Regions from separate parts of the Homo sapiens genome. Here region 1 is linked to region 2. Evidence: chromatin contacts called from ENCODE Hi-C or POLR2A ChIA-PET data. All regions are on one chromosome and are shown on one strand. The core of a region is the stretch at or near the end of the contact, and the rest is flanking DNA. Distances in the headings are between cores, read along the strand shown.

Region 1 (2,700 bases), core at 196-2,695, 40 kb after region 2:
CAGCAGGTAGCCTTGAGTCAACTGGCTTAAACCCTATGGAGATTTATTGCTTCACATTATGGAAAGCCCAGAGGTGGGGTGGTCTCTTGGGTGTGCTCCTTCAGGGGCTCAATGATGTCATGAAGAACCCAGGTTGTTTTCATCTCTATCTTCAGCCCCCCATGGGCTGGCTGCCACTTCAGGCTGGTAGCAAGACAGCTGCAGCAGTTCCAGGAGTCCCATCTACTGAGGTCAGTGTTCAAGGTAAATGGGACTTTCTTAGGAGTGAAGAAATACTTTCTAGAATTTCCTAAAAAGCAGACTTTTCCTCACATCTTATTAGCCAGAGTTTGGTTGTGTGCTTGTCCTGAAACATCCCTGAAAAGGCTGACAGTATTATCTTAGACTGGTTGGGCCTAGTCCCGTACCGTGTTCCCAGAAGTAACATGGCTGTGCAGAGGATTAGTGGCTAACTAATCAAAATCAGGGTCTGTCAGGAAGAAAGGAAAAAGGAATAGATGGTGGGTGGACAACTAGCAGTGTTCACTACCGTGGCCTGGCATGTGTCTGGGGGTTATTTCTTTTACCATAATCTTCATTAGATCACTCTGTAAGACCCTGCACTGCTAATAAGTGTACTAAGTAAAATCTGTGGGCTTCTAGATAATCTTTGTGATGCTTAACTTTCTGTGGAATTTGACTGGGCTACAGGGTGCCCAGTGGTTAAACTTTATTCTGGGTGATTCTATAGGGTGTTTTTGGATGAGATGAACATTTAAATCAGTAGATTTCATAATGCAGATTCCCCTCTCTAATGTGGGTGGACTTCATCCAATCAGTTGAGGGCATGAATAAAACAAAAGGCTGACCCTCCCCTGAGCAAGAGGGAATTCTCTCTGCCTGACTGCCTTTGATCTGGGATGTTGTCTCTGCAGATTTTGGACTTGCCAGCCTCCATAACTGTGTGAGCCAGTTTCTTAATCAATATATTTACCCATTCTATTGGTTCTGTTTTCTCTGGAGAACCCTGACTAATGTAGTCTTCAAGTCTCCAGTCTCTCCTAATATCCAGATAGTCTGCCATAAGCACCTTCTATATAGAAATTCTGGGACCACCACTGCCCCCTGCTTGGCAGGGACTCCTTAAGCAAAAGCTCAGGTATTAAAAGCAAATGAAATTAGAAGAGGAAAAAAAATGTTCCTTTATATAGTGTCATTAGCATATTTATTTCCATCATCTTAACACTTTTTAAAAAATTCACCTTGTTTATATTTTGGGAAATTCCAAGTTTTTTCTCAGGGTACATTCACTTGCCCATTTGAGATTTTAGGAATATCTTCAAGAATTTTCCAGAAAGTGTTTCCATTTTGGCAGCAGCCAACTTTTCTTTTTTCTTCCTGTGAGTCAGATGAGATACTTGCCACATTCCAAATTACTCATTTGCTTTGTGAATGTGCTTGTTGTTGTGGTGACCAGAAAATTTGTTGGCTGAGGGGAGAAAAAACTTCTATTTTGTGAGGTAGGGATAGAGGGGTGGACAGAGGAAGAAGAAAGGAAGAAGTTTAAAGGAAAGAAGAGGAAATTCATGAAATATTTTGAGTCTTCCGTAAAAAGAATAGAAGAGAGGAATGCTTGATTTTGGCTCCCAGAGAAAATTTCGCAGGACTTGTGCAATGAAAATAGGGTCACCGATTGTATTCTCCTTTGTCAGTCACATACCCTTTTCCGGTTTCTTTCTCCAAACACAAGTCCAGATTAAAATCCAAGATCTGTGATCTTTTTCACTGGATGCGGTAAGTCTCTCCTACTGTAGGGAAGTCTGTTCTGAAGCAGGAGGAGCCCACTATATTTGTCACTGAGTTTTTTTACAGGCCACTCTCATAGTAATGACATAAGCCACCTCCCCAAGTCAGGAACTAGGAGGAATGTTTTCAGTATTTGTTTGAAGGAGAGAGGAGAAGCAAGATTTTTTTTCCTCTGGTTTCATCAGGAATTCTTATAAAATATAATTTAATTGGAAAAACAAAAACAACTTTGGTTTTTTCCCCTGAAGTATCATTCCTTCCCCATAACTGAATTAAGGCTAACAAAACAAAACTGTTAGCTCTTGTATTCTTGCCCCAGCCAAAGAACTTCAATACCTTCCTCTTTGCTTTACTACATCCAGTGAGAAGTGCTAGTGAACAGGTCAGGCCTGAGCCCCTACAGACCTCTTGAAACTGCCTCTGCTACTTCTTAGTGGTGCATCTTAGGTTCCTTAATTTCTCTGAAATTCAGACTCTTTTTTTGTAAAATAGACATAGTAATAGTGTCTATCTTATTGGGTCCTTGTGAGATGTAGCACACAGTGGCTGTGACACCAAATGTGTTCAGCCAGAGTTAGATATATACAGATCTATATTATAATTATTATGTGAGCTTTATTGGGAGGGCCATCACATAACCATAATTTAGCACTGACTCTGCACTGTCTGCCCTAAGGGAGTGTAACTTTGAATGCAAAACTTGCCTCAGGTTCAGTTTCAAGAAATCATATTCATGGATGATTGCCTGAAAGATGTAGAATCTCTACTTTCATTAAAATATTGTAAATTTTACACTTAGATCAAGTCAGACCATCAGGGAGTACTAAACCAAGATTAGTTAGATACTATTCTCAACAGATCGAAAAGAGGGCAGAAAGAAGTTTGTTAGAGGTAGCCAGGCAAAAAATAGAGGAG
Region 2 (2,700 bases), core at 193-2,692:
GCTAGGATGGTGGCTCCATTTTGGAGCCACATTTGCCTTTAAAATAACACAGCCGTGAGCAAATGCACCTCACTGTTGGCTGCATGCATGTTTTCTTAGGAACTTGAAAGGGCTTCTCTCTGAGTCACCTTAGCTGCTCTTCTGAGTCATTTCTAGGGTTGAGAAGGAGAATGACAGAGAAGGGAGCAATGAGGCTGGGTGAGCAGCAGCCTCACTGTTGTTCTTGCCTGCTGTGACCTGTGACATGTGCTCAGATCTCCTCTGGCCTCGAGGAAACCCCTGGAAGGCGGTCTTCCCATCTACCAGGAAGGAGTAGACAGATTTTTCTACCAGTGCAAAAGGGTGTTCAGTGTGTATTGCAGGTTGCCCTGTAGCCTTCCCAAGACCAACTTTCCAAGACTGCCAGGCTTGATCCCCTTTGAGGCTGGTCCCAGGTGGGGGTGGCCTTCACCTGCAGCACCCATATACTCTGTAGCCAGCACAGGGAGGCTGCCTAAATCTCCTTACTTACCTATGAGGTATGCATAGATCTGAGGCTTGAGTCATGGTGGAACTTGTGACCTATCCCTGATCCCACTCTTTGTTTGTGATCTGGAGGCCCTCTCACATCCCCAGTTTCTGATAGAGTCTTTGCCTCAGTATCTGACTACTGCTCAGGCATATTACAAAGACATTACCTACCTGGTGAGATTTCTTACTAGAAATATGTTTTTCCAGTTAATGGTTCCCTGGAATCCGAATAGGTATATTTTAACATTGGCTTCACTATTTGTTAGTTTGGTGAATTAGGGCAAATTAACTTAATGTTTTGAAACCTCAATTTCTACAACCATATAACAGAGATTGCAATAGTGGTAACTAACTTCATAGGGCTGATGTGAGAATTAAATGAGGTAGTCTCTGTAAAGTACTTATCAGGGTACCTAGAACCCATTGAGTATTTAGTAAATGTTCCTATTATTATATCTTCATGAATGTAGAAATTAAGATGCACTCTTGAGACTCCCAGGGCATGACTGGCCCATTGCAAAACATCATAGCTACCATGAACATCTGAGTCTTCATAAGTGGACCTGGCCTTAAGTCCTCCTGGCAGGTGTATCATGCTGATCTCATGGCTGGTCTGTTCAGGAAGTTCATTGCTGGCTAAGGGAAGAGCTCCCCTCCCAGAGGCACATGGGCATCCCCTGGAGAGAAGATTCCAAATTTTCCAGCCAGTCTTCAGTCAGCTCTTTGGACCCAGGATCTGAGGCTACAGCAGTATTCAGACTTCTTAAACTATTTGAATAGCTGCTTCCTTCTGCATCCTTGGACACATTAAAAGCAGTGTACACATAAGACTCTTTGGCTAGTGTTCCCAAGCTGAGTCAGATTCTGGGTTGAAGGTGAGACACAAAATAGCAAACAGAAGCAAGGCAGACAGGCACTCACACCTGGGTGCTAGGAATGAACAAAACAGATGCCCAGAAAGTCGGGAAGAATTTGTCTGTGAACACAGAGTCTTCTGGATTTACCATTTTGATTCCAGCAGCTCCTAGAAGACTTTCAAAGTGAAGGAGTGCCCCCTTAGGATTGCTGAAGTGACCAAGCACCTGTGTGGGGAGCCACACCCAGCCATTCCTAAGAGGACTCTGATTTATGGAGAGAGGGATTCAGAGCTCAGCTGCATTCTTGTGGCTGGGATCAAAAGGGCTTTCTCACTGACCACAGATCATATCCCGGCAATTCTCCCCAGACAGAACATTCCTGAGAATGAATGTGGTCTTGACCACAGCCCATGGGGTGGAGTAAAACTGGGAGGGTACATACCTGGGAGGATGGCATTTTTAATAGTCTAAAACAAAGGTTTATGTACCCCCAGACCAGATTTGGAGAACGTTGTACTCTCCCCTTCTTGCCTAGGCATAACCTGTTTAGTGGAAAATGAGCTAAACTGAATTTTCATCCTGACAGATTACTTTACTTCTTTGGGACTTAGTTTCTTTGTTGAAATGGGAATGTTTGATTCTAATCAGAGGGACCATTTTTAGGTGGTTTGCCACAGTCCTCACCTTTCCATATTGTCTCATATATGGCTTGCTTCACTCCTTTCCAGTACCTCTCTGACCCCATTAAGAATTTGAATTTGTAGCCTCTGGACTGGATAATCTGTAAGCCCTTTTCCCCTCACTTTCCAGCTGCAACATTCTTGAAAATCATAGTTATGAGTAGACTATTTAAAATAACTGTCTAGTTGAGATGTGTATGTGTCTTCTGGAACGAGGAATGGACACAGCTGGGACTGGGAGTGGGGTGCCTGCTGGTGGAGTCATGTCTGGCAATCCCAAAGCAGAAAAGAGTGCCAGCGTTAAGTGGGAAAACCTGCCTACGGGACTGACACATCCAAGATAATCCACTGTTTGCTTTTCCAGAGTATTCTCAAGAGTTGGCTTGCTCACTTGTTCCAGGGCAACTTGTCCCTGAAAGGGTCAGCAAAATTGTGCTTTCTCCTTTGACGGGGTGTGTGAGCCTGGCAGAGAGAAGAAAGGGATGAGGGATTCTGAACTTTCTTCTGCCAGCCAGCATCACTTATGTGAATTTCAGTTGTCTATGTCTGTAATAAGAAGGAAAAAAAATGCTCAGTATAATTGGATCTCCAAATCCAAATCCATTTTGGAAGATACTGTACCCAAAATGAGCTGGTATAAGGCAGAGGGGGCT

The links. A loop is a pair of places that touch in the nucleus more often than their neighbours do. ChIA-PET counts read pairs that join two places held with the same protein, here RNA polymerase II (POLR2A). Pooled maps may share reads with other maps.
Region 1: a loop to region 2 is called in a map of PC-3, with 7 times the contacts of the local background. The contact joins two enhancer-like sites. A Hi-C loop is called at or near these places in 8 of 168 maps with a recorded cell type or tissue (A673, HCT116, MCF 10A and 5 more), 1 of 37 single-sample maps with no recorded cell type and 6 of 50 pooled maps. POLR2A ChIA-PET finds 5 or more read pairs at or near these places in 2 of 52 experiments (MCF 10A and PC-9).

The regions. Positions count from the first base shown.
Region 1 is chr14:54,210,841-54,213,540 of GRCh38, reverse strand. No RefSeq gene overlaps it. Among named protein-coding and RNA genes, the nearest start is that of CDKN3, 180 kb to the left of the region's middle. Within about 2 kb of position 1,445, at least 5 of the 41 ENCODE cell types and tissues checked have a DNase peak (open chromatin) inside an H3K27ac peak, as active enhancers do; they include HCT116, PC-3, PC-9 and 1 more, where a contact is called at or near this core.
Region 2 is chr14:54,251,198-54,253,897 of GRCh38, reverse strand. No RefSeq gene overlaps it. Among named protein-coding and RNA genes, the nearest start is that of CDKN3, 140 kb to the left of the region's middle. RefSeq lists an enhancer at 1,119-2,318. Within about 2 kb of position 1,442, at least 5 of the 41 ENCODE cell types and tissues checked have a DNase peak (open chromatin) inside an H3K27ac peak, as active enhancers do; they include HCT116, PC-3, PC-9 and 1 more, where a contact is called at or near this core.